2 separate regions of the Mus musculus genome follow, and region 1 is linked to region 2. The links are chromatin loops, found by intact Hi-C in ENCODE. Cell type or tissue: heart. All regions are shown on one strand.

What was found. Hi-C counts contacts between places; a loop is a spot of excess contacts. Peaks named below come from ENCODE experiments on the same cell type or tissue, not always from the same donor. Only the 100,000 strongest peaks of a DNase experiment are listed, where the experiment ranks them.
Region 1: a loop joins it to region 2, with 9 times the contacts of the local background. A loop is called at or near these places in 14 of 42 quality-filtered maps.

The regions. Positions count from the first base shown.
Region 1 is chr10:63,421,632-63,429,631 of GRCm38, forward strand. It overlaps n-TStga3 (a tRNA gene), which reads right to left and starts at 7,926; the gene lies at 7,845-7,926. It also overlaps the pseudogene Gm7075. In heart, CTCF peaks have their summits at 818 (motif pointing right), 1,110 (motif pointing right), 3,007 (motif pointing left) and 6,584 (motif pointing left); DNase peaks (open chromatin) are centred at 7,280 and 7,970; H3K4me3 peaks cover 1,176 bases; H3K27ac peaks cover 1,025 bases.
Region 2 is chr10:63,475,255-63,483,254 of GRCm38, forward strand. All of the region lies in intron 1 of Ctnna3 (catenin (cadherin associated protein), alpha 3), which reads left to right. Among named protein-coding and RNA genes, the nearest start is that of Ctnna3, 22 kb to the left of the region's middle. In heart, a CTCF peak has its summit at 3,920 (motif pointing left); DNase peaks (open chromatin) are centred at 1,007, 1,307 and 4,987; H3K4me3 peaks cover 384 bases; H3K27ac peaks cover 1,233 bases.

The DNA of each region.
Region 1 (8,000 bases), 54 kb before region 2:
CGCGTTCCACTTCTTGAGGGAGAACATCTTGTTGCCTCCCGACTTGGAGCCTGAGCTGGAGTGCGAAGAAAGGACGCAGGGTTCCTCGCCGTCCTCCACGTCGGCCATGACGGCGGCGCAGATCGGCGACGCGGACGTTGGGCGCAGAGGCAGGAGGTCTGAACATTTCTGTACAAGGTTATTTAATTTTTTTTTTTTTTTTTTTTTTTTTTTTTTTTTTTTAAAGACAGGGATCCTCTGTGTAGCCCTGGCTGTCCTGGAACTCACACTGTAGACCAGGGTGGTCTTGAACTCAAAGAGATCCACCTGGCTTCACGAGTGCTGGGACTAAAGGTGTGCACCGCCACGCACAGCAAGATGATTTAGTTTTTAAAAACAATTTTATGTGTATGAGTGTTTTGCCTGCGCATACGTATGTGCACTCTGTGCACGCCTGGTGCCCCTGGAGGTCAGAAGAGGGACTGCGATCTTCTGGGATTGGAGTTACAAATGGTTGTGAGCCACTGTGTGAGAGCTGGGAATGGAACCCAGGTTCTCTGCAAGAGTAATGAGTTCTCTTAACCACTGAGCCAACTCTCCAGCACCAAGATGATTTTAAAAAAGTATTTAAACATTTATTTTATTACTATTTTTTTTCAAGACAGGGTTCCTCCTGGTACCTCTGGCTGTCCTGGAATTCACTCTGTAGACTAGGTTGACCTTGAACTCAAGAGATCCTCTTTCCCCTGCCTCCTAAGTGCTGGGACTAAAGGTGTGCACCACACACCTTTTATGTGTCTTGTAAGTGTTGTCTGCACAGCAGTCATGCAGTGCCGGTGCTCACCAGAAGAGGGCATCAGATCCCCTGGAACTGGAGTTAACAAATGATTGCTGTCATGCTTATGGTGTGAGTTGAACCCTGGGTTCTCTGGAAGAGCAGCCAGTGGTCTTAACTGCTGAGTCATCTCTCTAGTTCCAGCCAAGACGAGAGAGAGAGAGAGAGAGAGAGAGAGAGAGAGAGAGAGAGAGAGAGAGAGAGAGAGAGAGAGAGAAAGAGAGAGAAAGAGAGAGAGAGTTTTTTCACTACAAAATACACACAGAGCCCCCCAAATAAAATTTCAGGTCATCTTTCCTCCAATAGCCACAAGATGGTGGCATTGGACTACCAGTAGCAGAAGGGTCTGCCCAGAAAGCCTTTGGTCTCATCTGCGAAACTGCAAAATGTCCAGATGGGAAGGTTGCTGAGCTGCCTTTCTATCTCTGCTGCGGGGTCCACTGAGGATCTTGTCCACAACAGGCATTTCATGAATAAAGCCTAGGGCCACGAAGAATCTGAAGCAATCTCTAATGATTCTGCAGATTGCTTGGGTCCACGCTCACGTCATTGCTGTTTGGGAGAGGAAAGAACTCTTCTGTTCAGAGGTGTGTGTGTGTGTGTGTGTGTGTGTGTGTTCAGCAGTCTGAGCCAGTTGTTATCTGTGGCCCAAGGTAGGATGAGGGTGGGCGTCTACATACACACCTTAGTGTGTGAAACAATGGGGTGAAGGGGGAGACTATTTCTGCAGCAGACGAACCTCTAAACAACTGCTGGACAAGTTTTCACTGTGCCTTTTCCTTCCCCACAGTAAGAACTGTAAGTCTGGTTTTCTGAGAGCTGGTCCGGTTCTGTAGCCCTGGTTGGCTTCAAACTCATCGAAATCGTTTGGCCCTGTTTTTCTTATGGCTGGTATCACAGGAGTGGACTCTTGTGACTGGTGATGTGTCTGTTTTGCGGACTCTGTTTACTGCTATGTCACTAGTGTCACTAGTGTATAAAAAGTTGTTGCACGCCGATCGCCCTTTCCCACTGGTCATGGTATTCCCAGGCATGCTTTTAGAGAATGAGTTCAGAAAAAACCTGCTGTGGAAAATATTATTTGGGGGTTTCTACCCCACCTTAGATTGTTTAGTTCCCAAGTAAAAATCACGAGAGAGAGAGAGAGAGAGAGAGAGAGAGAGAGAGAGTGCACACACACACACACACACACACACACACACACGCCTCAAAACTTTAGAACTGGGCAGATATCAGCCCTCTATGCTACCTTGTCTACTTCGTAGTAAATAACCGGAGATATCATTTGCCACGTTCTGCCTGGGTTGCTCTTATCCAACAGGCCAGCCCTCCTGATCTACCTAACCCTATGACCACTCCTTTCTTTTCCCCTTCCTCTGCTCCCTGGTCTCTCCCCAACCCAAAGCCCAGGAACCTCCCTCCACCACCATCTCTTTTACTCAGCCCAGGCTGTAGGCATCTTAATTAACCAATCAGGGATAACTTGGGCAACAAGGTTTAGATAGCAGTAGCCTGTGTCCGGAGGATCTGCTCATCTCAGAGCAAGCAGATAGAGGTACAGAATTCAGCATCTGAAAACAAGCAGCACCAGACCAACCCGACAGGAACCGTTTCCAGCTGACTCGCTTCCTAGCCCCATTTCTGCCGCTTCCTTGAATCTCCTTTCTTTCCTTCCTCTTGCTTTGTCTAATCTTGTTTCTTTTCTTTTCTTTCTTTTTTGTATGTGAGTACCCTGTAGCTGTCTTCAAACACTCCAGAAAAGGGCATCAGATCCCATTAGGATGGTTGTGAGCCACCATGTGGTTGCTGGGATTTGAACTCATGACCTCTGGAAGAACAGTCAGTGCTCTTAACCACTGAGCCATCACTTCCCTTCATCTCTCTCTCCTTCCTGCTCACTTTTCTTTCCTTCTCAAAATGTGTGATGTACTTTTTTCTAAATATATCTTTTTTTTGTTGTTGTTGTTGGCATACAAAATAACTGGTTAGTAGCTCTTTTCTTGTTGCTATGGTGAGATGCTATGACCAAAGGCAATTTATGGGAGAAAGAATTTATTTCTGTTTATCTGGAGGGATGAGAGTCTACTGTGGGGCTGGGGAAATGGCTCAGAGGTTAAGAGCACTGGCTGTTCTGAGTTCAATTTCCAGCAACCACATGGTGGCTCACAGACCTTTGTAGTGGGATCTGGTGCCCTCTTCTGGCTTGCAGGCATACATACAGGAAGAACACTGTATACATAATAAATAAATAAATCCTTAAAAAAAAAAGGAGTCTACTGTGGTGAGGAAACATGACAAAACTCACAGGGTTGTCCTTCTTCCATCAAGACCCCATGTCCTAAACTTCACCAAACAGCACTGCCAACTGGGAACTAAGTGTTTGGATACCCGAGCCTGTGGGGACATTGCTCATTCAAACCACCACAATGGGTTTCTTTCTAAAAAATTTAAAATTACATTTCCATATTTATGTGTGTGTGCATGTGTGCGTGTGTGTCCACATGAATGCTACACTTAGAGCACAACTTCCAGGAATCAGTTTTCTCCCTTACTTATTCCTTTTGCATTCCATTCCTGAGCCAGAGGCAGCCACTACTACACCCAGGGTGGCATTTGGATGGGCAGAGGCTGTGGTCACAGATAATGTTGCCGGGACATATTGAATTGTTAATAAAATTAGAAAATGTCATGTTTAACTGTATAAATGTCACAATTTCTTTGAGTTCCCCTGCGCACCCCGCCGCATTATTTTTGTTTGTTTTAAAATCAAAACACCGGAATCCGCTTTCACGGTCATCAACAAGGACTTGGTTGAATAAATTATGTTCTGTCCATTCTGACTCAGCGAGCTCTATCGGCATTTGCGTGAGCCGAGCCACTTCTAAGGAACAAGCTCTTGGAATAGAAAGACGGGATGTCTAAAGGAGGAAAGCTAAGTTCAAAACAACTGGTACGCTGACACTTGTGTATGTTCTCAGGTGTGCATAGAGATGTGTGTGGGGTAGTGTCACACACCTTTAATCTCAGCACTCAGGTGGATCTCTGTGAGTTTGGGGCCAGCCTGGTTTACAAATTTATTCCCAGGACAGCCAGAACTATATAATAAAACTAGAATACAACAACAACAAAACAACCTATAAACAAAACAAAACATGACGGTTGTAGAGGCCAGAGAGTGTTTGCTGCTCTTCCAGAGGACCCAGGTTCAGTTCTCAACACCCACATGATGGCTAACAGCCACCTGGAACTCTACTTCAAAAGGATCTGATGTCCTCTTCTGGTCTCTGTGGATACTTGTATGCATGTGGTGCACAGACATAAATGCAGGCAAAATACATAAAGATATAATATTTTAGAAATAAATATAAAATACACTGAAAGAAAAACTGAAAATTACACCCGGTGTCTTCCAGGAAGGGACCCCTCGTGGCAGGGTGAGATGAGAGAGAACCATCTCTAATGGAGACCTATTGTCATTTATTCACTAAGCAAATCACTTAACAAAAAGGGTTTCTAGTTTGCCTTGCTATAAATTAAGATTTCTAGCTGGGTGCAGTGTCTGTAGTCCCAGCTATACACTGTAGCCACCAGCTCAGACTCATAAGTAAACACTGGGTCTTGATTGGAGAACTTTGTCTTGGCTCGATATTTCTCTTGCAGCCTCTACCCAACCCCATCTTTCCTTTCCGGAACTCAGTAACCCGTGGCCACCAGCGGCTACACTAGGTGTGCACTGAATTACAGCCTCCACTTGTTAGTGTTTTCTAGGAAATTCTCCCTTGCTTACTGAAGAGGGAGGCGCCATCCAAGTGACACGAGACCAGGGAACTGCTGTTAGGGAGGCAAAGTTAGTGAGCTACAGGTCTGTATGTGCTTGCCTTGAAGTGGAAATTTATTATTTATTTATTTATTTACTTATTTATTTATTTAAGAGACTCAATTGTGTCATGTGATATTTTTCTGGAAGTTGCTCTCTGAGAAGATGGGTAGGGGTTAGGGAGGCTGTTTTGCTGAGAACAGACATGTGGTGTTTTTCTTGAAGCTGCCAGGATAAAGGGCATGCAATGTTTTGCAAGAGTGTGTTGTTTGGGAAGGGTATGAATATAAAACTCCAGCTTTCACGCCCAGGTAATGGAATGTCTCTGCCACCTGACCTGAGGCAAGGACAATGGGTCAGCGGCAGTTTCCAGACCTCCTCAGCAAGTTTCCAGACCCCCACATCCTGGTAATGGAATGTCCGTAGAGATGGACCCAATGGATTAACATAGAAGTCACCTACCCCGGAATTCCCTAGTGTGCTTTAAATCAGGCCTGCAAGCTCACTTGGGTATCTCTATCTTGGTAATGGTAAACCCTAGCATGGTGGACTTCTGCAGAATAAAACACACTTTGTTTTTACATACTATTTGAGTCAGGGATATTATTCTTCAGTGAACCACGGACCCTTACACTGGAAAATCTCATCCTGAGATCAGAGGGTTAGAATTGTTGACTCCTGCCCCGGGCCTGCAAGTCGTGGTGCACATAGCCCTGTGCCCCAACTTTTGCCCCTCCCCTGTTCCAGAGGTCATGTAGCCAGTAGCCAGGTTAAACTTCCTCTCCCCTTATAAGGTTGTGTCCAATAGCATCTGCAATTCCTCCTTACGCAAATGAGGCATTCCTAGCATCCTAGCCCTGCCTGGCCAATGATGTACTCTCACCCATGACCCCTGTTCACCCCTCAAAGGTTTAAATATCTTTCGTTCCCTGAGGAAACTGAGCCGTCTCACTGGGTCGCCATGCTCACTGCCGCCTGCGGTTTAGCTGTTGGGATCAAGCAAAAGAAACTTATTTTAAGTACTATTATTGTCTTTTCAGACCCCGTTTAATCAGAGGGAGAAACTACATTCAAGGTCCCAGGCCCCGGGGGAGCTGGGGACTTCCCTAGAGCTCAAGAGCTTCTGTTGTAAACAGCTGTTTGAGCCCAGATATCTCAGGGACAATGTGTAAGGAGTCAGCTGTCTGTGTCCAGCCATCTCAAGGACCTTACGAGCAGGGTCAAACAAGTCTCCAGTGGGTACTCCTTTGCTTAACCCATAATGTCAAGACACAAGATACCACTGCAGCTCTCTCCAGCTCCTCCCCCCTCACTTTGTGTTCCCATCCTATAAAACTGTTGTACAATCTCCCTTCAGGAACTCAGTTCAGATCCTGAATTGCTGTTGCAATTCCTAAGTGCTCAGAAAATAAAATTTCCTTTTTAAGCTTCTGTATCTGAAGTGAGTTTTCTCGGCTTCCACCCCGAACCTAAAATCACTCCCAGCTGTTCTGGCCTCCCCTCCTCTCTCAGGATCCACCAGTTGTGATAGGTTGACCATAGCATCACAAGTAGGGAAATGGAGTCTGAGCAGCACATAACCTTTTAAATACACGAGGTATATGTGCACACGCACACACACACACACACACACACACACACACTCCTATATATACATGTATACATGAAATTTAAAAAAAAAGTTGATCATGGTGGCACAGACCTTTTAATCCCAGTACTTGGGGGAAAAGGCAGGTGGATTTCCGTGAGTTTGAGGCTAGCGTGTTCTGCATAGAGACTTTTAGGCAGCCAGAGCTGCATAGCAAAATTCAATCTCAAAATAGATAGCTATGGGCTGGAGAGACGGCTCAGCAGTTAAGAGCACTGACTGCTCTTCCATAGGTCCTGAGTTCAATTCCCAGCAACCACATGGTGGCTCAAAACCATCTGTAATGGGATCTGATGCCCTCTTCTGGTGTGTCTGAAGACAGCTACAGCGTACTCATATAAATAAAATAAATATATCTTAGAAAAATAGATAGTGCCGGGCAGTGGTGGCGCATGCCTTTAATCCCAGCACTTGGGAGGTAGAGGCAGGTGGATTTCTGAGTTCGAAGCCTACAGAGTGAGTTCCAGGATAGCCAGGGTTACACAGAAAAACCCTGTCTCAAAAAAAAAAAAAAACCAAATTTCCTGTCATTTGAGTGGTGAACAGGAAGGAGCCTTGGGTGTGCACGGTCCCTAAGGTGACCCTCATAGTTTTCTTATTTAAAACGTCATACTGAAGCGATATTACATTCTAGAATCTCAGTCAAGCAAAATCTATTAAAACAATCAAACCGTCCTCATATCTTAACAGTTGGAGATAATAACGTCTGCGAGTGGTTTAGCGTGTTTCTCTTCAGCCTCCATTCACTCATTGCTTTCTCTTTCTCGACATTTCCTCTACAGGTCAGGGTCTCTCCTGAGGGGCTCCCTGCTCAACTTGCAGACAGCTCCACCAGAATCCTCTCCCCTCCAACTGTTGCTCTCTCAGCCTCCTGGGCTTTGTGATTTTCCCTTGCTTCCTGCTTCTCAAACCTCTCTCCTGCCGTTAGGAGAAAGAGCTACACAACACCAGGGAGCGTTTCCGACCCGTGATGATAAGTTTTGCACTTGGCAACGCAACTACACCACTAGCATCCTTTCAAGCCGCCGGTGTCTGGGTACCGCTGGCTTCTCTGGGATCTCAGTGCTCTGGGCAGATGACTGGAGCCCAGGAATATAGGATTTAACTAGGCAAATGGATACAGTGAGACCTGCGTCAAAAGGCGTTCCATTATGTGGACTTTAGCGTACATTCTAAGTAGAGTTATTTTAGAAAAGCTTCCCGGCTCACAGCACTTTGGAGTTTTTCGGAGGAGGGAAAAGATGCCCTTAGTTTGGACGATAGCTTGCCATCCTGGGAAAGCCCAGGACTTTACGCTAGAAGTTTCAGCGTTCATATTTCTATCTTTCGAGCCTGGCCTTCGTGTTAACATCAAGATTTTTAAAGCTGCTTTTAGGGGAGAAGATTTCTTCCCACGTTATGAGTAGGGGAGCTCACAGCACTGACATTTAATGTTCTTTGGTACCTTAAACCATTCCGTAGATTTTTATCTGGCAGATACAGGACAAGCGGCGGGTACATTAAGAATTGAAGTAGTAATGTTGTATGAAAAAAAAAAAAAAAAAAAAAAGTGAAGCACCCGCTTCCGCAGCGAGCAGGGTTCGAACCTGCGCGGGGAGACCCCATTGGATTTCAAGTCCAACGCCTTAACCACTCGGCCATCGCTGCTACGGAGAAAGGACGAAGGCGGAGACACTTTAGGGTATCAGCCAGTGCACGCGCGCCAGCGCTGAGAGTAGGCG
Region 2 (8,000 bases):
CTATAAGGAAATGTGCGTTTGCTTTGACTTTAGGTTCTGCTCTAAGGAAACGGGGGTTGGAACTATTGATCTGAGATTTATGAAATTTATGTAAATCTAAGAAATTTTGATGATTATTAACAGAGATCAAAGCCTGGATGATATAGCTTTAGTAATTAAAAGACTGGGCTCAGGCTCTTTCTGGTTATTAAGCTACTAAGATAAGGATAAAGAATACGGAGAATCTTCAGGGAACAGAGAGAGCACCTGAACTAGCAGCTTACATCTACTACTGACTCCGAGTCATTATTGGATCAGAGTCGTTCCCATTCTCGCCTCTCTCAGGACCCTCCTCACCCTGAGGCAGGACCTCGGCACCAGGCCAGCTAGGGCTACCTAGAAAAAGACCATATCTCAAAAAATATAAAGAACTCTTCTTAGTTAGCAAGGAAAAAAATCAAACAGGGAAGAATCTAAAAGACTCAATAAGTGAAAACTAGAATGACCAATCAATAAATGCAGAAATTATTAGCTTGTTTTTGCCAGTTATTGGGTAAGAACAAATTAAAACAAAAATGGACATGGTATTTAATATGTGGACTGTCTACTAGATTAGTAAAAATTAATGTCTGGCAAGTATAAGCATCTATGAGGCCAGGAAGGGGCCAGTGAATTAAGGTGACCTGAATTTGATCCCCTAAGTCCTTAAGGTGGAAGGAGAGAAATGACTCTTGCAAGTTGTTCTCTGATCTTCACACATGTGCGCGAGCACGCGTGCACACACACACACACACACACACACACACACACACACACCAATAAACAAATATATATTAAAAAAAAAACAGAGTGGAAAGCCAAGGGAACTTTCCAGAAAATTGTATACAGCGCTGGGGAATGGCTCAGAGATCTAAGGGCAGCCTCACAACCAAAGCAGCAGAGGCGGCCCAAAGCGCAGAGGCGGCCCTCTCCTCTACAGGAAACATCGGAAGCAGGGCCTGGAAAGCTGTGGCCAGAGGGCCTTGTGTGTTAGGCAAGTGCTCTACCACCGAGCTGTAGCTCCAGCCAGAGACACTGAGGTTCTCCCAGAACTGGTTTTCTTGGCTCTTGTGCATGCATTTCTTCTGTATTACGTAAACTCGGGCATTTTAGAGAGTTAATGAAGACATAGACTCTCTAAATAAAATACGTAAAATAAACATGGCTACTTGGTGGTGCCATCCATCACCAGTTCTCTGTCATTATCTTTGGTAACAGAGTGTGGGAGACAGGATTTCCTTCTCCTCTCTCTAATATAGCTCAGCAACGGGGAGGCTCTCTGCTCTGGAATGAAGCAAGGTTGGCACCACTCCATACGTCTCATGTGGGAACAAGATACAGAAGTTTCTATTTTTTAACTTACTGCCATTCTGCTCTGAGCTCAGTACTCTGTCCCTTAACCCTCCCATACCCAGGCTTAAAAGATACATACTTATTAATTTTCATTAGAGTGTCTGTCATTTCCTTTGTGAAGCATTTGTTACAACTTTTGGAGCAGTTCTGAAGTGCATCTATTTTAGGACTGAATTTCTTTGTTTTCTTATTATAACTTAGCACAAATGCGGTATGACGTTCCTGGGAGAAACAGATGCAACCTGCTAAATAAAAACATGTGACCTCAAGGACTGCCCGTTTTGAAATCAGAGTAATATACACTTGTTACTCTCTTCAGATGTGGTTTGAATGGATGGAGTTCTGCCAAGAGAGGAGCCTTTTCGTAGAAGAAAGATGGGCCAGAGGGCCCTCAGGACAGTCCTCAGCATCCCTTTATATTTGCGGTGTAATCCGATGAGCGACTCCTCTTTATAGCAGCTTCTCAGGTCTCACATCACAATTCAAGAGAAGCAGGTAAATGGTAGCCAGTGTGGAGAAAGCCATGGAATGTGCACCTTGAAGGCAAGCAGTTCTTTTCATTAAAAGCCCCACCCCCCTTGTTTTAGCTTATAGTAATTGTACAAAATAACATTGTTCGTTGTGACACAATGCACACAGGTAACATATCCCCTAATCATGTCCATCCTTGTTAAACTCGCTCGTTTCCGACCTCAGGTAGCCCAGGCTGGCTTCAAACTCCATCTGTAGCCTAGGATGACCTTGAACTCCGGACTCTCAATGGCTCTACCTCTCAAGCGCAGGAATCACAGGCTCCCACCACCACCTCAGACTCTTCCTCTGTGATTTCTCTTGGAAAGCACGTGTAGTCTCACGGACTAGCAGGGAACACAGAAGGACACTTGTCACACTTCATCTCCTCTTAGTCCCCGGACTCTGCATCTGTAGATGCCCGTGGGATCCCACTTACGTATGAGCCACTCACTGACACTATCTGAATCACGCCAGATCAGTGAGGCTTCTAGATTTGTTCACTGCTGGCGTGTTAACCTCTCATGTGACTGCTGCAATAACTTAAGCGTATGAAGTATTGAAAAGTCAAATCTATGAAGGCATTTTTTTTTTTCATTGCTGAAAGTACAAAGGAGTGTCCTAGATAAGTAATATATATCTATCAGCCTTCTTTCTCTCCTAAGTATTATCATTAATTTTTTAAAAAAAATTTTAAGCCATTTTAGGTAGAACCAAAATTAAAAGGATCTTTAGACATAAGGTTTCAAGGCTCCTGGGGAAACCAAATCTGCCAGGTGGACCAGGGCTTAGGAGACCCTGTGTTAGGGAAGCAAACTTGTTGGAAACTAAAACAGAACTAAGTGATTAGCTGAAAGCAGAAACAGGTTGGCTGCTGTATGCTGGGCTTATGTGGCTGATTGGCAGAAGGGGCAAGCTTATCATGGACGGTATTGACGTTTCAGTTTTCTTTCGGATGAGTGATTTGAAAAACAATTTTAAGCATCTGTTTTATACCACCGAGAACATGGCAGTTTAGAAAATTAGGGCCATAAAACTTTGAAAGAGAATCAATAGCATGTACATTTGGTTTCCAAACAGACAATATGATTTTCGCCTAGCTGTTAGTTGTTGCTATACAAGTAAAAAAAAAAAAAAAAAAAAAAAAAAAAAATCCTGTCTTGAGATTTGAGAAAGTGTGTGTGTGTGTTCACATGCATTGGTGTGGAGGTGCATGGAAACCTGAGGTTGTCATCAGATATGTTTTTCAATGGCTGTCTACCCAACTCAGTGAGGCAGGACCTCTCAATTGAACCCAGAGTTCACTTTTATGTCTACTCTAGCTAGCCAGCTAATCCCAGTGACCGCCCCCCCCCCTATGCCCCTTCCCTGAAGTGGAGCTACATGTGGGTCACTATGCTCAGACATTTACTTGGGATCCAAATGGTGTTCCCTACACTTGCTAAGCAAGCACTTTATCCATTTTGTTTTGTTTCATTTTTTGAAACAAGGTTTCTCTGTGTAGCCCTGGCTGACCTAGAACTCACTCTGTGGACTAGGCTGGCATTGAACTCACAGGGATCCACCTTTCTCTGCCTCCCAAGTGCTTGGGATTAAAGGCATGTGTCACCACAGCCTGGCCAGGTTGGCACTTTTAGAGTGAATCGGGCAAAAGGAGTTTATCCGGATCCAGAGCGTTTAGTTGTAAAATGAGGGCTTTGGAGGTCGCATGGGAAATTTGTTAGTCCCGGCACTGTGCGCTCAAGAGACACACGATTATACTATCATAACGGTAACTGTCTTTACTATAATTAACCTGTAGTTCCTCATAGATAAGGGGTAATTACCAATAATTAAGCCTGGGAGTTAGAAAGTGTAAGTTAAACAGACTACAAATCAAATTGATACAGGCCAGACAAACTGGGATATTTCTAAGTAAGTTTTCTAAGGAAAGTGGAGGTGTTTTGTTGCAGGTCCTACTGCAGTATGAGAATAACTATCATTCAGTGTGATGTTGACAATATTTAGAATGTAATGACACCCTCAACTGGCAACGTGAGGGATTGCATTTAAAATAACGAGTGACTTAAACTAAGTGAATTAATCATTGAAGAATTGAAAAGTAGAAAGTATTGCAAAATAATATAAAAAAATTCCAAATGTGAAGAATTAAGCTAATGAATTAACTGTATCCCTAAGAGAAACTGGTATACAAATAACCATAGTTAGAATTTCCTAGTATTTTGTTCTACCTTTTAACCAGGAAAGTTGATGGTAGGGAAAGTATACAGTAAGAAGAAATACATGCATGCCTCGCCACTATCTCTAGGAACAATTTTGATTACTTAAATTACTTAATTGATAATTAAATTAATTAACATTTGAAAATCACTTATGCATACAGTGTTTTTTTCCACATGTATGTCTGAGCATCATGTGCGTGCTAGAGCCCATGGAAGCCAAAAGAGGACATTTGATCCCCTGAGGCTAGAGTTACAGATGGTTGTGGGCTGACATACGGATGCTGGACGTTGAACCTAGGGCTTCTAGGAGAGAAGCCAGTGCTCTCAGTCAGTCAGCCATTTCTCTGGCTCCATTAAATCACTTTATTTAATTGAATACAGGTCTCAATTTATTGCCTCGGCTGGCCTGAAACTCACTATGTATACCAAGGTAGCCTTAAACTCACCAAGGTTCTCCTGCCTCTGCCTCCTGAGTGCTGGGTTTAAAGGCCTGTGCCACCATGCCTGGTTTAAGTTACTTTGATCAGCTATTTTTACATTGCTGTTGTAAGATTTCTTCACACATACTTAATGGCGAGATCCCCCCCCCCCCCCGGGTACCACGATTTAATTTCTGTAAAACGGAATTGGAATATTCTTAAGTATCAAGCTTATAGGCTTAATAGCTTCAGGAAGTATAAAGCCTGCTGTAAACTCTTTATTTCTACTTGTGTACGTCCCATTTTGGATTTTGGGTGACTTGGGTGTACAGGGTGCATGAAAGTTGTGTTCAGGCTGACCACGGATGACTTCCCACTGCACCTTTGAGGACTAAAGTCTAATGTGTGGTTTTTGTCTTGGCTGGCTTGTTGCTTTAAGAGCACCCATCCCCCTTCCAGTTTGAGCCACCGTGCCCTGTCAGTCATCCTGAAATACACTAGGGTGCTTGTCAGGCTGTTTGCTCACAGAGTCCTCATAAGCCAAATTGTGAGCCACAACCGTGGCACCGGCTTTCTAAACACAAGGAGTTGCTTAGGCAGTGGCTCAGCATCTCTGTGTGGGCCAAACTGGGTCCTGCCATAGGTGAGTCCAGGGTCAACTTTTTAAAATCAGACTTTGTCATAAGGCAAACCCCAGTATGGGCAGATTATTTGTCATCTGGTTAGATAACTTTGCGGGAAACGAAGGGACATGATTTCTCTAAGATGGGATGACTAGAAACTGTATTGTGCATTTATGACTTTTGTGAGGAAGTCTCCTTTTAGTTACACTGAAGTCTAGACTTATGAATGCTCAGATTTTAAAAGTCTACCGTTCAGAGTGGATCAGCTGGCATTTCAGAGTTAGATAGAAATACAATGTTCAAACACAGTTTTTTTTTTTTTCCTCTCTTGTGTAACAACTCAGGCTGACTCAGTTGAACAGAAGCTCAATTCTGCTGTTTGGAGTGTTTGAGAGTGATATTAAAAACAGCATGAACACAGTTCTCATGTGCCAATACCCCAGCTATAGCAGTCTTACCCAGAGCTCTTACAAACTCTTCCAGGGTGACAGAGTCTTCACTATTTGAATAGCTGTAAACGAGGCACCAGGGACTTCACATTGTTTTAATATAAAACTTGGGCAGTGAGCAGTTTATTTGTGCAAGCAATTTGGTTCCTATTATCAGCCTCTGAACTTAAGTCGTGCGTGAATGTTTTCCTACTGTCACTTGGGTGCAGCCTGAAGTCTGTGTGGAGAGAGAACTGACACAGCCAGAAGGAACTCATGGGTCTGGATAACTTGTATATTGATATGGAGTTAAAATTTTAAGGCTTTATCGAGGGCAAGTGGGAAAATGACTGTTTTTGTGGATGTATAGAAAGACAGCTTATCTATTCCTCACCTGTTGTAGGGAGGACTTAAGGTGCTCCCAAGGCTATACAAAATTCAAGATAAGCTAAATTAAATGTGGCATGAAAGAGAAAAGAAACAAAGTGCCAAGAACAAGACTGAACGGAAAAAGAGGGGTTTCCCAACCACGGCTGTGTGGCACTTGTGTCCTACATCTTGACAGAGGAGAGAGAGAGAGAGAGAGAGAGAGAGAGAGAGAGAGAGAGAGAGAGAGAGACAGAGAGACAGAGAGCAGAGAGACAGAGAAAGAGAGAGAGAATTTATTATGCACAGAAGTCTTATGGAGGAATTTCATGCAAACCTGCTGCCCCCTTGCCCTTGGGGCAGTCTTGAGTGAGAAAATGGATTGTGAAGATGAAGTGGTCATTAGACATCATTTATGTTTTGGTGGGAATAAAAGTGGAGCAGACCTGCCCTTTCGAATCACCAGCTAATTTATAAATGTGTCCTCAGGTTTTCTAGGAGCAGGGAGAAAAGTCTTGTTCCTCAATTCAGAAGCAGATTGGAGAGGCTTGGTGTTTGGGGAAAAACTGAGTTGCCCAAATATAGTTAAGCATTTACTTAGCAGAACAGCTCTGAACAAATCACTGTTGAAAATAAGACATATTTAGTGATTTTACACATATCTGTGAATATAAGGTTCTTGTGTTTTGTCTAATGGGTTGTTGTAATATGGCTAGGGGCTTTTCTTCTTTTTTACTCTCTTTCTTGTTTTTGAGACAGGGTCTCACTCTCTAGACCTGGGTGGCTGTGAAATCACAGAGCTGCCCCTGCCTCTGCCTCCCAAGTGCTGAGATTAAAGATGCACTTGCCCTGTCTCCCTGAGTGCTGAGATTAAAGGCTATTTCATTCTTTTTATTTTTTTCTAGACAGGGTTTTTTTCTGTGTCGCCGTAGGTGTCCAGGAACTCACTCTGTAGACCAGGCTGCTCTTTTTTTTTTTTTTTTTTTTTTAAACACATACACTATAAGGGTTTACCAGGGTCGAGAAACATTCACTGTGAAACAGAAGACTAACAAGTTGATGTTGTTAGAAACGTGAATCATCTGCCCTTCAATCATTCAAAGCCTTAGAAATTAGTTGTAAATACCAGACCCACTATCACATCATCTAATGTGTTTTCTTTTTTCTTTTTCTTTTTTTTGCTCACATATATATTCTTTTTTTAATGTTAATTTTTTATTAGATATTTTCTTCATTTACGTTTCAAATGCTATCCCCTTTCCTAGTTTCCTCTCTGAAAGTCCCCTATACCCTCCCCCTGCCCTGCTCCTCAACCCACCCACTCCCGCTTCCTGGCCCTGGCATTCCCCTGTACTGGGGCATATAATCTTCGCAAGACCAAGGGCCTCTCTCTCTTCCATTGATAAGATTTTGCTGACAGGACCCAGATAGAGCTATCTCTTGTGAGGCTATGCCAGTGTCTGGCACAGGGCCCCCAATGTAGGAGCTAGAGAAAGTACCCAAGGAGCTAAAGGGATCTGCAACCCTATAGGAGGATCAACAATATGAACTAACCAGTAGTACCCCCCCCCCCCCCCCAGAGCTTGTGTCTCTAGCTGCATATGTAGCAGGCTGCTCTTGAACTCACAGAGATCCACCCGGCTTTGCCTCCTGAGTGCCAGAATCAAAGGTGTGTGCCACCACCATCTGGCTGCCCTTTCAGTCTTAACTATAGTAATATAGACTAGTTCCGATCTGTATTGACATAATGAAGAGCCAATTAGAGAATTGACACCTCCCTCTACATCTGTGAGTTCCAGAACAACCTCTGCCTTCCAAGTGCTTGTGCTCAAAGCGTGATCCATCAACCCCCAAATAGTTAATATTTCAATGTAAATTTAACTTGAATTTCAAATCCATTCAGGCCCAAACTAACCAGAACAAAGTTTTTGGGTAAGAGGAAGGAATTTAAAGATAAACTTCCTAGTGTATTTTGATCTTTGAATAGTCACAAAACATCTGCGGCCTTGACAATACTGGCCTCAGGGAGTTGCTCATACTATGCTAACCCCGACCTATGTA